2 separate regions of the Homo sapiens genome follow, and region 2 is linked to region 1. A link is a loop called in an ENCODE intact Hi-C map of the cell type or tissue named here. Cell type or tissue: mammary epithelial cell. All regions are shown on one strand.

The links. Hi-C counts contacts between places; a loop is a spot of excess contacts. Peaks named below come from ENCODE experiments on the same cell type or tissue, not always from the same donor. Only the 100,000 strongest peaks of a DNase experiment are listed, where the experiment ranks them.
Region 2: it touches region 1 in a loop (10-fold over the local background); 9 of 110 quality-filtered maps call a loop at or near these places.

The regions. Positions count from the first base shown.
Region 1 is chr5:54,213,557-54,221,556 of GRCh38, forward strand. All of the region lies in intron 1 of ARL15 (ARF like GTPase 15), which reads right to left. Among named protein-coding and RNA genes, the nearest start is that of ARL15, 93 kb to the right of the region's middle. In mammary epithelial cell, a CTCF peak has its summit at 4,509 (motif pointing left); no DNase peak of the experiment used is centred here.
Region 2 is chr5:54,089,395-54,097,394 of GRCh38, forward strand. The region is part of intron 4 of ARL15 (ARF like GTPase 15); the gene reads right to left. Among named protein-coding and RNA genes, the nearest start is that of MIR581, 140 kb to the left of the region's middle. In mammary epithelial cell, a CTCF peak has its summit at 1,458; DNase peaks (open chromatin) are centred at 2,547 and 3,947; H3K27ac peaks cover 706 bases.

The sequences.
Region 1 (8,000 bases):
TTTAGCAGTTTGAGGAAAACAGGAATAAAGAAGGAAGACAAGAAGAGAGGCAGGAAGGGAGAGGGAGAGAACGTTCTGGAGGAAAATTTTGTTTAGCAAAAATGTTCCCATATTTTTTTGAGAAGTCTTCCAGTTTTATATCCATATAGCAGAGATAATAAAAATCTTCAATAAATGGGTCATAATTTATCCAAAAAAATACCACAAACTAAGTGAAAGCTCTAACACTCCAAGAAATTAGTGCAGAAAATTATTTTAACTTAGTACCATTAACCCAATATTCAAAGATTTGAAGATGGACAAAACTGAAAAAATCCATCAGTTTATTGTTTGGAAAAAATGTAATCTTTTGAGATTTAATTTAGTTGAGCAACAATTGTTTTTGCTACAACTTATCAGATATACTTACGACTAAATTTGAACACATATATGAGAGAGAAGTCTTTTAAAACAGGCCAAAATAGCAGTCCCAAACAGAGTAATCAAATGATTACTGTATGGCAAGAGCAAAAAAGAAAGGAAGGAAAGGAGGAAGAGATGGAAGGGGGGAAAAAAGGAGAGAAGGAAGGAAGGGGGCTTGATAGAAGGACCACTACCCAGAGATGCAGGGGCTGCTGCAGGTTAATAAGAAGCCTTCAGCTCCAGCACATTTAATAGAGAATACTTTATTCACTAACTGATATAACTTTGCTACAGCCACTGGAGTAGATAAGAGATATCTTTCCAGTAAAAATTCTGCAAAGATTCTGCCCTGTACTAGAACAGGCAGCAGTTCTCAATCCTGACATACCAAAGGGGTTAGCAGGAGTTTCCCCAAATGCCCATTCTCAGACAGATGAAAGAACTTCCTTTGAAAAATGCTGGAGCTTTTCACCTCCGCAAAGCTTTTTTCCCTACATATTGTCCTCTGTGGCCATCTCAGCATTTTCATCAGCTCCCAGCCTCTTCACCATTTGTCATTTGCACCAACATACAATAGGAAAACACATTTTCCGACATGCCTCAGCGTGTCCAGGATGAGATGCACCCTCACTACTAAGCCGCATTACACGAAAATGTGTGAAATGCATTGCTTGACCCACTTACACAAAAAGACGCACACCATGTTTAACACGAAACGTCCTGAACACTTCCTGTGGCCATTTCCATTCTTCTGACTTCATTTCAATGATTGAGAACTTAAGAAGGTTTGGGTCATATTTATTTATTTATTTTAAACCCTCATGTCTCTCACTTTCCTTGCAGGAACCTGTGACTCTTGCATAGCATAGTAGCTGTGACCCCACATTGGAAGGAGGTATGATCAAAGGCAGCCTGGCCAGACTTGGGAAAACATTTCCACTGAGAATGGACATACTGCCTGTCAAAAGGTTATTCCCACCGCGTTGGGGCAGCAGATCACGTTACTCCAGAGTAACAACATGAAAGGGCAAAATCTGGCCATAGTCACCCACATACGTGTTTTTCTTTCCAACAAGGGCAAATGGGAGACACCAGCCAGAGCAGAACATCCTTCTTATCACTTGAGGGGGCTTGGGGGTGGGGAGGAGGCCTTTCCCTAATCAATACTGCTCCTAAGCCGCAGCCACTGTTTAATGCCTTTTATATTTTTCTTTTCATTCAGAAACAGCTCACATTCAACAAGACTTTTCTGTCTTAAAGTTTTTTTTTTTTAAATCCAAGCAATCACAAGCTATATTCTGTGGAAGACAAAATAACTTTGGAGGCGTAAATCTTAATGTCAATGACAGGAAGGCTTTGGTGAACCATTACCATAAATCTGACAAACGCTAATTTGATGGGTGGCTGTATCTGTCTGCTGCACGGCCAGTCTAGACAGTCTATTGAGAAATCCTAAAACACAACTGTTTGTTCCCTGTAACACCATCTGGATATGGCAATAAGCGCCGACCCAGCGCCATTCACACATGGATCAAAGCACATGCTAATGCTATCATGAAGTCATACACATAAAAAATTCAATCTGAGAACTCGAAGCAATTTTCCTAAGTCTTCAGCGAAGAAACCCCAGACTTAGTGCGACTCAAGCTAAGTGCGCGAAGGGGGGAGGGGGGGAAAAAGGAACTGAATATTTAATGAGCTTGGGCTTCCAGAGGAATGTTAGGCCACCCATTGTATTGGAAAAGGCTCATGTCACACTTCAGTCATGGTACCCGTCAGGGTGCCCCTTTACAAAAATTGATCTGAAGACCTTTGTAATTACCTGTTTCAGTCAGGGGTGGGGGGCTGGGGGAGTGGATTCATGACAAGAAATAAAAGAATGGATCCAAGGTGTAAATCTAACATTACATTATATTGGTCTGAGCTGGCACAAATTTTCAATATTGCATACAATATTAAAAACCTTTCTCATTAAACTGCACTGTGGCATTAGATCAAAGAATCAAGGGCCTCCTATTGAACTCCTTTAAATATTACAAACATAAGAGCAAGTCTGGCTGTGCATAAAATAGAAACAAAGCCAATTTTTTTTGTCCACCCTCATCCTATAGCTGGCTGGAGAGAAACATTGCTTGAGAAATCTATTGTAAGTCAAACACGAAGAAACTTTACTTCTCGCAAATATTTAACAGGCATAAATGAATACTAGTCTCTAGAATTTCACTTTGACAGAAATTTTTCAGTAAATATGTTACTCCTTCAAAACTTTAAGCTACTCTTTCAAAAAGTATCACTCAACAGCATCACTTCAATTGCAAATCATAGAGGCAGTGGTTTCATCCTCACCACCCTGTGATCCAAACTTCTCAAGGAAACAAAGTTCTTACTACACGGGGGTGTTATTCCACTGTGTACTTCTAAAGTAACTTTGACTCATGTGCTTCTTGGCTGGCTTATATTGTCTATCAGTATCTGATGGAAGAACATAACTAACAAATATCTTATAAATTTGTTATTACTATACTTATCTCTGTTTGCTGGGAGACACTGCATATGTTATATCCCAAATTTCCACATACTCAGCATAAGCTATGCGCAAATTCCCACCAGCACATTTTATTTTATAGCAGTTATAATAGTTGTCTCTATATTATGGGTATATGTATATGTATGTGTACACACACACACACACACACCTAATTAAATCCCCAAAATGTACTAATCATTCCATGGAGGGTGAGTAAAAAAATATAACAGAAAAATCTGTTGGGAATTACATGCTGTAACTAAGTGCTTCAGCTAGCACAGGTTGTGGCTTATGCTGCAAATTTCTAGTTTATACAGTAGTTAAGAGAATGTATATACCTTAGACCCGTACAAGTTAAGCATAAAATGATAACTGAAACAGAACCCATCTACTTAGACTACCCAGATGTTTTATCTCTTTCTATTCTACCTGCTAATGCCTTTAAAGACAATAGAGAACAAAAAACATTAACATTACATTTTAGTTTTTTAAATAGTTTAAGGTAAAAACAAAAGCCAGATTAAGTCTCTAATCAATCATTTTACAATTCTAGATAGAAATTAGGTAAAGAAATAGGAAAACGAGATAAACAGTTAAGCCACAGTTTTCTTAAAATTCAGTTCGATTTAAAAGGAAGATTTATCCTCCCAAAGTATTTTGTAAAACAAAATATATTTATCTTTTCCAATGGAATTTTAGTAAGACAATGCTTTTCTTTTTTTTTTTTTTTAAAAAGGGAGAAAACACTACCAATTTCACCTCCCATCCTATATGAAATCTTCCCTAAAAATATCTTAAAATAAGAGAAGTTCAGGAAATATACCAATTGCAAATTTACTGTGAAAGATTCCATTTTAAATGATGATCACAGATCGTTAGTTATATTTAGCCTAGAGAGTTAATTATTATAATCTGAATCACAAAGACAAACAGAAGAGCAGCCTATTTTTCTGTAATGCATGTTCCTAAGGGACCTGCAAAAAACTAATATAAGAAGGTAAACCACCCTTCCCTAAGGATAGCGTTATTCCCTGACTTTCCAAATAAAAACTGTAGAGATATTAGCTTTCTTCATCTACAAGTTAGTTGTATATGCCAAGATATCTTAGCAGAGTTCAAAAGTATTCCATTTGCAAGGCATACATGTAGACCTGTAGGGGTAAAAAGAAATAAACATGTTCATAGAAATGTACATCTCAGATGATTCACCGTAACGATCAGATGTTACCCTCGGTAGAATTAGAGGAAAAAACACTGATGCAAAGTTTAAGTGAGAAATTATAATCATTATTGTTAACCATTTTATATATTTATATAGCCATTTTACAAATATAATTAAAAATCGGTATGTCATTCTCTATGTTGGACTAAATTACGACTAAGAATTTGTTGTCTACCAGTAATGGCTTTCTTTCAGGCTGTGGCTATAATTCTGTTAAGTTTAAAAGGGGGAAAAAAAATCACCCAAACATTGCTTAATGTAACTAATCAAGCATTTTCAAAATTAAGACTGGGAATGAAATGTTAGGCAGTATTTGCAGGGATTAAAAAATGTTGTAGTAGAACAGTACTGCCATCTACCGACAACTTTTACCAGTGCCTAGGGAGTGTTTCCAAGAGCAACCTCCCATTTATTTGTGTCTGACCCAAGGAAGACTTCAGAGAGACACTGTTCAAGTAACCAGAAAGAAGTAACATTCAGATTGGCCACGGTTTTACCTCTGACTTTTAAAGACTTAATATTTTCTCTCTTTCTATTCAAAAAGAGCATGGTTTTTTTAAAAAATTTTGAGTTGTTAAAATATAGTGACCCACACAATGAATACTTCCTAGTAACTAACATCCAGCCGAGAAGACGGCTATGCCTATTGCTACAGAATGCTCATGCTCCTACAGACAAATCTCCTTCAATGCAGTAATACACTGTATCCCGTATCCCCGATGCAGAATTAGATTCACTATATCCTCTAATGACAAAAGCAGATCACAAAATTTCATAAGCAAGATTGGATGTATTTATGTGTATGTCAATCATAAAGCATCCATATTACCACCCAGGAATCACTTTATTTGGGGTCACTGTGGGTCCAAGTCTGGCACTGGATTCCCGCGGTAGCATAAAAACCCCTTAGGGTTTAGTTGGTGGGGAAGTCGTGGGGCACACTGACATCCCAGATTTGACAGAACTCAGTAAAATTCTATACATACCAAAGACGGCAATGGCATCACCAGCAGGAAGAGCCATTGCACACCTTCTATAATGCTCAAGATACCAAGTAGATGCTTTACACAAGTTCTATCAGTTTTGTAACTTAAAAGTAGATGTTGAGTGGGGAAATATGCAATATAAAGACTCTTTAACCTATGTGATGGAGCAGCTGAAGAGCACAGCTAGTCTTCTAATTTTGTACATGGATGCTGCATCCCATTAATAATGTAAAATATATATATAATTTTGGTCTATGGATTTTAACGTTTTACGGAAAAACTGCTACTGCTGTTTTTTTTTTTTTTAAGACAGTAATCTGAAAACAGGTTACAGACAGAAAACATGTAAATGACAGATTTTAAAAAGGATTTAGTCGGCACTAACATAGCCCTTTTAGGCCACATAATTGAAGAACTCCAAGGAACCACAAAATAAACTGAAAACCCCAGACATAAAGAGATCCACTTATTAATTAAAAGCAGCTCTCTTTCGCTATTAAAATAAGGTTGGCCATGCATACTTTATTGCTGTCACAGTCTCACATGAGGCAGTATTCAAAACACATAAAAGTAAAGTTGAATAGTTCTCTATGTAGGGAATGGAGTTAAGTCATGTCTGCTTGCACAAAACTGTTTTGCAAAGCAGCCATATATAGAAGATCAGGGTGGAAGAAAAAAAAGACTAAAATGCATCAAATCTCAAATTCAATGCCTTTCTTTGGTAGGGACAGTGAGGTGTGCTATGGACAACATGAGTTGAATCAAGAAAGGCCTAAAACTTTCCTTGTTTTAAAACTAGAACTAGAAATCAAGACAATCACTGCAAAGAAAGAGACAGGGAACTAATTAAATAAATTACATACTAATTAAATACAAGTTATTTGGGAACTTTTTTTGTAAGTCTAGGTTTTGTTTTTAAACACAAAAAGTCTGTATCATACTGGTTTATCTGTGAGAAGAGGCACTGGTCACAAAAAAGAGAGACGGAGAAAGAAAGGGGGAAAAAGAAAAGAAACAGAATGACAACAGTAACTACCAATATTTCAAAATGTGGTTTTTAAGAATTTCCAAAAATCACACTTCCAAAAATCACAGAAATGTTGTGGCTAAAAAGTTCATTCCTGATACTAACTGTTCTTTAAAAGCCATGGGCAACCATATGGCAAAATCTAGAACTAAAATGAAAAGGACAAAATGTGTCCTTCCATATTTAATATTCATTTCTTGAAATGGATAATCTAGTGGTATCTTGAAGGAATAAACATATTTCTTTGCAATGACTTGCTGAATGTCAGAGCATAACAAGATTATTTACAGTCTTTAAGAAAAGTATGGAAACAAGAAATTCCTATAACAGATTATTTAAAAAAAACACTACCACCTTATTTTATGGGTTACTAATAATCATGTAACTCTTTCAACTGTAGGGTAACTGCCATACAATTACAATGCCTAGTTATTTATGTCTCACAGATTATATAGTACTAAAGAAAGTTACCTGTTACCATATGTAGACACTTGTGGTTGGCAGATGTGGAAAATACTTTACCATAAAGATCAAAATTGGCTTAAAAATTGACCTAGCATATGAACGTGATTTATTTATCTCCACTCCCCTCCCCCACCTCTGTTTTGTTTGCTTTTCCTGTGGATGAAAGAAGGAAAAATAGAAACTTCTAAAGAGATATACAGCTTTCCAGAGTCAATGGTTTAATCTAAGTGGAGTCAGCTACTGAACTTTATTCAGCTGGTTTCTCCCCAGAGCACGTCTTCACCGAAGTTTCTGTTTGACCTGTTTCATTTCCTTGGAAAATTCTGGCATTAAATGCAGCTATTACTGGTCTTAAGTTAGAAACATTCTTCTTGCTTGATTTTTTAAATATGATAATCACCTTAATTTTTTAATATAATAAGCACCTTCACACTCATCCTATGTTTCATGGTACTAAGAGACCTTCGGACGCCGCATGCTAGTTCCACTTTCCTACAAGTTTGTTTACTAGTGAAATTAAACAGTCAATCCCATTTATCTCTGAAATCAGCAGTGTCCCCTAGCAAGAGATAAGAGACAATGTGTGTTGTATAATTTACTGGGAACTAATTCATGGTGACCAATAAATTGTGCAGTCCTCCTAAAGCACCCCCTTTGCCGTGGTGAGATCCGCAGTGCCGACTCTCGTCCTGGCACTAAGATAGATAAGTCCTAAGAGTGAAATCAGTAGACATGTGTCTTTTTTTTTTCCCTTTAATTCTGAATAAAATTCCAGAATTTAGGGAGTGAAAAACACTTCCCCAACCCCCGCCAAAAAAATCTGACATTTTCTTTCTGCCGAAAGTCTAATTTCTCTTTCCCCAAATTGCTTCACCATATGGAAGGAAAGAATCTCCACCTTTTATCTTCAATCTGTATCACAGTTTGGGCATATACGAGAATTTTGTGTTCACTTTTAATTTTCTTGCTAGTTAAGAACAACTAACAACTTTCTTGTATGTTAGGACTCAAAATACGTACCTCAAGAGTTGTGGTACATTTCACACAGGTCAGAAGACAAGCATTATGGAAATGAAATGATTTTATGATGACTTTGCTTTAATAGGGGTTTTACACAGGGGCTTTCCTGGGAAGATGTCCAGGCAAATTGTGTCCAAAGCCCAGAATGAAGGGAAAATTCACCTTGATGTAACATAGTTGAAGAGGGATTTGCTGATTTGTCATTTTAAATGAAACACAAACTCCAATTCCAGCCCAGTTATGAGAGCATTCCTTTGTCCTCTTACTTAAGGGATTTTTCTTTTTCCTTTCTTTCCTTTATTTCTTTCAAATCCTACAATTTGAGAAACCACTCAAGAAGATGGGGTGTGT
Region 2 (8,000 bases), 120 kb before region 1:
CATTAATAGTTACTATTAATAGGAAAAAAATCACATAATCCTCCCCATAATTATGGAAAAGCATTTGATAAACTTCCTCATCCATTCATAATAAAATTCACTTCACAATAGAAAAGGATATCTTTTATAAAAAAGTTTTTTACCTACTACGAGATTAAAGGCATTTATCTATTTAAATAAGTAAATATCCCACAGAAAACATCACACTTAAAGGAAAAATGTTGAAAGCACTCCTTTTGTAAGCCAGAGGAAGTCAGGAACACTTTCTGTCACCAATCCTATTCAAAATTGTCCAGGAGATACCAGTCAATGTAGGTAGACAAGAAAAAGTAATCAAAATAAGACATGAAAAGGATGAAAGAAATTTTCATCTGCTAATGAATTTAATATGTGCAGGCATGTATTAATATTATATTCAAATGAATCAAAAGGATTAAAAGTCTAGGTTTTCTGGCTACAAAAACCAACATACGAATGTATATTTCTTGTATTTTATAGCAACAATTAGAAAATGTCACTTTATGCACAAAGATTTGCAAAATTTTAAAACCCAGATAATACCATATACTGATAAGGATATAAACAAATGGAAATTCTTATCTACTCTGGGAAACTTCTTGGTAGTACCTAATAAGGTTGGATATGCATATACCCTATAACTCTTTCTATTCTTAGGTACATACCATTGAGAAATGGTTGTACATATACAAATGTTACATTCATTAACATTCACAGCATCAGTGTTTGTAATGTCCAAATAATGAAACCAACCCAAATGTCCATCAACAGTAGAATGAATAAATCAATTGTGATACACTCAATATGATGGAATATTACACAGCAATAAAGACGAATAAACCATAGCCTCAGAGATGAGTATGGATGAATCTCAAAATAATAATGAACAAAAATAGAAGACCACAGAAGAATGCATTTAGCATGATTCCCAATTTATATAAAGTTAAAAATATAAGATGGCTATTACATATATTATTTGGAGATGTATATATGGGTGGCAGAAGTATTGAAAAGCAAAAAAAAAGAAACAGGCAACACAAAATTCAAGGCAGTGGTTACTTCTAGGTGGGAGGTAGAGGATGCATGAAAATGAGGGGCTCAGAGAATAATACAGCACAGGGAGTTTTCTATTTCTATTTCTTAATGTGGGTAGTGGAGACATTGCCATTTGCTCTAATACTACTCTTTAAACTACATACACATGTTCCATACATTATACATTTTTTATATATCACAGAAAAGGAAGAAGGAAGAAAGGAAAGAAAGGGAAAGAAGGAAAGGAGGAGGGAGAGAGGAGGATAGGAAAAGGAAAGATAAAAAAGGATAATTATAAAATCCTTGGAATGCTAAGGAAAAGAAGCTTGCCATGGGACTCTCTTTTAAATGAAAGTACACATACTTCTACAAACACTACTTAGCAAGAAATATGCACAACACAACCACAAGGGGCTATAACAAGACATCACGCTTAGGGCTGAGATTAGACTCCTTTCACTAAAATTGATGAGTCATTTGTCACAATACAGATGTTTTATGGCTGAAAGGAATGACTGAAAACACTGGTATTTTCTTATGTAAAAAACAAGAGTTTCTCCAGATTAAATTTCCTCTAAAATTTTTAAGTACTAGGTTGAAAACCAGAGGAATCTACTTTCACTTTTCTTCAATTATTTGCAATAAAACAAGAATATATATCAGACCATGGGGAAAATCTTTTTCTTCCACACTTTGGAAATCTAAAAGGTACTACTTTTATGTACTACCATCTACCATAATTAGATTTAATCTAAATTGTGCTATTGAGAGGCGAGAAACGCAATTAAAGTGTCAACACTCCCAAGACCAGCCAAACAACCTTTTGGCAAATGCTAATATAAATGTTTTCATAACCTATGTTTTTTAAGGTCACTATTCAAATTCCATAGTTATACATATCTCTGTTTTCAGAGACTTTATTTCTCAGGTTTTGAAGGGCTGGAGAATGTTACTCAAACATAAGGTCGGTAAAGAAATTTTAGCTTAGAAGTCTCCTATAATGCTACAGAGCTGTAGTCTGTAGCAGTCCTACAGGGCACTGCTCATATGCAGTAAGCAAAGGTGGGGCATGGGGAGGAGGAAGAAAACAGATCCAGAGACTGTCTGCAGAGCATCTGTTCCAGCAACCCAGTTGTGGGCCTTCTCCTGGACCAGTAAAACTCCATCTGGTATGGGAAGCTAACTGTTCCCCAGGTGGTGTGCCCACCTGTCAACTGACAGTCGGGCTTGTGCCACTAAGAACAAGGGCAGACACATTTTGGCACAGACCTTTGGAGCATTTCTTTAACTTAATGGCTGAGCAAGACTTGAGATGAAGAGATGAGGAAACACAGAAAAAAAAAAAATGCAATGGGCCCTGCTGGTCCCAGGCATCAGCTAGGGAATCTAGGTCACGCCTACAACAGGCGTCTGATGGGGTATACCATAGAGGGCGGAGAGTGGCAGGGAATGGTGCCAGCCTCTGCCTTTCTGGGCTTGCCAGCCCTTGGCAGGGATTCTGGAAAATGAGACATCCCAAGTCAAATGCATTTCCGCACATTCCTCTCCCTCTCCTGCCTCTAGCTACTTACATGTGGTTAATAGACTGCTCAAATTGAAAACACACACACACACACACACACACACCACCACCACCACCACCATCACCAGGATATGGAATCTATACACGTTCGTTCCGGAATGTTTAGGTTGAAAATACACGTACAAATATAGTCTCCTGGTGAAGCTCTGTGCTATGTATTTATTCCAAGTGATGTCCACAATCTTTTTGGAATTCTTCTGGCATCTGGCTTTAGAATCCTTGGCATATTCTTGTCAATACCCTCAGGTGATGAAAGATGTTTTATTCTAAAGAGTACATTTTATTTACCAGGCTTATGGAATTAGATGCTCCATCAATCCATATTGAATATAAGAATAAATGGATGGGTGAAACAAGCACATACCTATAGTTCTTAGACAAATTCCTAATGAAATGAATGACCAAGCATGGAATGTACAATTTTTTAATTTTAAAAAAGCAAACAAAAAATAAAAAATAGAGATTTTCTTGTATGGCTCATATGGTAGAACCCAGAAGACCATTTCAGTGGAACAAAGGAGACCACTGAAATAACCAGAGAACCACTCAAGGTGATCCTGGATATAGGGGCTATTAACCTTTTAATCTTTGCATTATTCCTTAAAGCGTTTAGATCCATTTGCTCCTTGTCTTCTCCTATCCTCTAGTCCTGAAATCACCAGGGCACCAAGCCTCGAGAGGCTGCTCTCTCCCTTACTGGGCTGGGTTTCTAAGATATCTCTGACCAGATCTCAGAGATAACTCCAATCCAGAGGATCTTTAGGCGGATCTTTATTCTGCCAAATCCTACACTGATACTAATTTTCAAACTTAGATGTATTTTAAATAGGAAAAGAAGACCCAAATTATATCATTTTAACTTACCTTATTTTTTCCTGTAAAACAATATATCATAAATTTTAAAAGTCTCTGTGCTTAGAAGAAGGTGGCATTCATACATTTCTGGGGTGTCTTTTAAAGAGCCTTATTGGTCCATAGTTACATCCCATACACATATATATTATAGGCACATTTACATGCAGACATATAAAGGAAGTATTCATAAAGGATGAGTGATGAACAAACACAAAGCCATGCTTTGATGTTAAAGATGCAGTGCTTCACTGTTGAGAAGGATGTGTAATTGAATTCTTGGTAATCACTGAGAATGGTGTCTATTGTTGAATGTAGAGTGCTCACAGAAGTCTTGCCTAGGGAGTTTGCTCTGTTCTAAGGTGAATTCTCCATAGCTCAACTCAAACATGAAAGGTGTCCTGGCATTGAGCCAAATGCCTAGGCCAGGGTGTTCTCTGGATCCTGCTGGGGTCACTGAAAGACCAAAGAAAGCACCCCAAACCTGGCCTGACATGAACCGAGAAAACTTGGGCAGCATTTGGCCCCAGGGTAAGGATGTGACAGAGCCTGCTCATTCTCCCTGCACTCACTTTGGCACACATTCAGCAATGCTCTATTTGATTGCTACCTTTCCCTAATAAAGAGCTAGGCTTTTAGTGGATGTTCTGATTCTCATAATGCAAAGACAGAAGGTATGTGTGAAAGTCTCCAGTAACACTATGCTTCCTGCACATAGTCTACCCATTAAATGACTGACTTGGATTTCTTGCAAAGATTGAATGCTGGAGGTAATTTAATAATTTAAGTATAATATAAACATTTAAAGTTAAAAAAAAAAAAAAGAAAAAAGACTGATCTGGGTTATTAAACTTTTTAAATATGAAAGTGATTTCTGAAAAATGTGCAAAAATGACTTTTACTCTTTTCTTACTTAAATACCATTATCATACAATATTCAAGTGATTTTGCTATTGGTGGGAAGTTTAGAATGCATCCTGATGAATATCAAGGATCTGCTATAAAAACAGATTCTCTTAAATATAATTTATGTGCATGCAACACACACAGTGTTTAAAATCCACATTCTTAAGTGCAGATGTGTTTTCAGTGTGGTCTCAGAGTGAAGGTTTCTATACAGGGTTTAGTCTGAGAAACAACTCGGGAAACAGATGAAAGGCATTTCAGATGATTACCCTAGAGACACAGTGGTTCTCAAGACTTGAGGCATATAGGCCATCCTGGGCTAGTAGACAAATTTTTGACATTTACCACCTGCTTAGCAAATGTCATACCAGTTCATTTTGATACTCACCAAATTTGTGACTTCCTAGACCAGACCACGTAGAGTCTCATATGGCTTTTATTTGGATTGCCTTAAAAATTGCCATATTTTCCCAATACCTAATAGTACTTCAATTTCTTAAAATACAGAGGAAAAAAAGAATAATTTTGCTAATTAAATCCTGTCAGAAGTACATGAATTCTGTTTTAAAACAACAATATTAAAGATTTTTGATTAGGAATAAAACATGGAAATTCCCAACTAAGATATAACATAGCACAAAAAAAAAAAACCAGTAATGATATAGAGACTACACAAAGGTAAAATAACAGCAACAAAAAAGGCACTGGGGTATATAATTCATATATGTATTTTAAGTAACTATTACCATTTTCTCTTAAATGCCCTAATAAAATAAAGCATTTTAAGATATGCTATAATACCTTAATAATAATTCATTACCATTATCTACATGATTCATTTTACCTACCTCTAAAAGAGAATTACTATCACTTTGCTATAAAGCAAACAGTTCTGAAAACTACCCACTTGGAATGCTGTACAGTGACCAGGCCTGGGTCTGTATTGCTCACTACTCTACATCCAGGACACAATGCACTGTTTGTCCCATCATAAGCACTGAATAAATTTGTTCATCTGACAAGTATTTATGAGCATCTACTATGTTTAAGGAGCTGTTCTAGGCACCTATATATACATCAATAATCAAAACAAAGATACCTGCCCAATGGATATTGCCGACTTGCTAAAAGTTAGATCAGCAGCCTTCTTTGAATATCAACTACTTCTGACATAGAGATGTGGCACAACTATATGAATGAAAGAAGAAAACAGTGTGAAATCAAGACTCGAAATTCTTTTGAGAACTAAGATATATTTTCTAATGCCTCTGTCCTTCAGTGGGCCTGCAGTGGGCTTGCATAGGACAGGGAAAAGGATTTAGGAATTCACTGCCACTTTGAGGTCATATGAGTTGATCTAAAATCTCAGTTCATCTTTCCTCCATCATATGTTACCTGGGTCACAGAGGGCATGAATTTAATAAGAGGTATTAAAAAAAGGAACTACTATCTAATGACAAGGCCGCCTTTTAAACTCTGTAATAGTTGTTTCCTGTTTATGCATAGGAAGATGTATATTTAGAAAATTTATAGTTCTTTTTAGAATGGCTAACAATTACCAGAATATGACACGTTTTATAGCCCCGTGCCTTTTCTTAAACTCTTCCCTTTGTCCCCAAAGACCCTTTTCTACTGTCCTTTTCCCTTCTCATCTCTTGTTTGTTAAACTGATGAATGAAAAAACACGTGAATGAATGGAGGTTGAGAGCTGCTAAAGGCTGGTTACAACCAGGAAAGCTTAGGGAGGAAGCTGGATGTTTACAGAAATGGCTTTAGGTGTCATTAGTTCTGTAATGTAGTCCTGTGTTGTTTCTGAAAACAAAGATAGACAGGACAGTAAGTTAAGCCCAAATCAGCAGGCTTTCTCCCCCCAAGTACTAGAATACAATAGCCACTCTGTCTCACAAATATATAAAAACACACTTGGCTTAGTTTCTTCAATATATTACTCTCATTTCAATTGAGCTCATTTGTAAAAAGGGCCCATCTGCAAAATGGCAACTGGGGCCTGTCCAAGTAGCAAAAAACATAAAAAAAACATCCAAAGAGAAAAAAACTTGAATCAAGACTTCAAAGTTAAAAAAAAAAAATTAGATTACATTTTAAAAATCAAATAATAAAATGTTTTTGTTATTTTTAAAAAAATTTAATGACAGGAGATTGTTGTGGTAGAATGAAAGAGCATATCACACAAAGTCCAAAGAGTCAGGTTTAGGTCAGTATTAGAAGTTGGATCTTGCATAATTTATTACTTCATTTTTGTGGACCTTAAGTCTTTCATTTATAAAATGGATAAGGAGATAATACCACATTTCCCAGAACAATCAGGAGAAGTGCCTGATACAATGTATGTGAAACATACTTACCACTGTTCATGTTAGTTCATATTAATTTCAGTTCCTCCTCTGCACTCCTTAGTACTCTTTACATATTTCCAGTGGCTTTTACCATAATATATTGTGATTATCTGTTATATGTAGGTTATTAATCTTTGTACCTGTCATTCTGTTATTCATTTTTGTACCTCCTTACACAATGGTGGCACACAATAAGTGTGCAAAAAATATTGTTTGAAGAGAATGAACACAAGTTGTTTTGTTAAATGAGCAATGACATTTCATTTCATTTCATTTTTTATTTTTTAGAAACCAAGTCTTGTCCCGTCACCCAGGCTGGAGTGCAGTGGTGCCATCTTGGCTCACTGCAACCAACTCCTGGGTTCAAGTGATTTTCCTGCCTCAGCCTCCTGAGTAGCTGGAATTACAGGCACCCGCCACCACACCCAGCTAATTTTTGTATTTTTAGTAGAGATGGGGTTTCACCATGTTGGCCAGGTTGGTCTCAAACTCCTGACCTCAAGTGATTCATCCACCTTGGCCTCCCATGTGCTGGGATTACAGGTGTGAGCCACCGTGCCCGGCCTAATAATGACATTTTAAAAACACAGAAGTATGCTTAAAATTCTAAACCAAGGTATTTCTCATCTTTGAAAAAGTTGCTTTTGCCAATTTGTAGATAGGCAGGCCTATCTACAAACAGGACAGTTTTCTACAGCTAAGTCTTCACATACTGGTTACTATGTAAGGCTTAAATTTGGTCTATTTAATGTTGAACAAAATTCTTTATCCTGTTGAACAAAATTATTCTTAACACAGCCAGAGTACCTGAATCAAGACTATGGGAGTAGCCAGTCCATCTCCTGGGCACCCTTACTGCACAAAGAAAACAAGTTACATATATTTTATAGCTCTAAGGCAACAACTACCCATGGAGTAACTTATGTCTAACACAGGCCGGGCACAGTGGCTCATGAGGTCAAGAGATCAAGACCATCCTGGCCAACATGGTGAAACCTCGTCTGTACTAAAAATAGAAAACAATTAACTGGGTTTGATGGCACACACCTGTAGTCCCAGCTACTCGGGAGGCTGAGGCAGGAGAATCGCTTGAAGCTGGGAGGCGGAGGCTGCAGTGAGCTGAGATCACATCACTGCACTACAGCCTGGTGACAGAGTGAGACTCCATCTCAAAAAACAAACAAACAAACAAAAAACTTATGTCTGCCACAACCAGCCAATAACACTGCCATTTGTTTAGGCTTCCATTT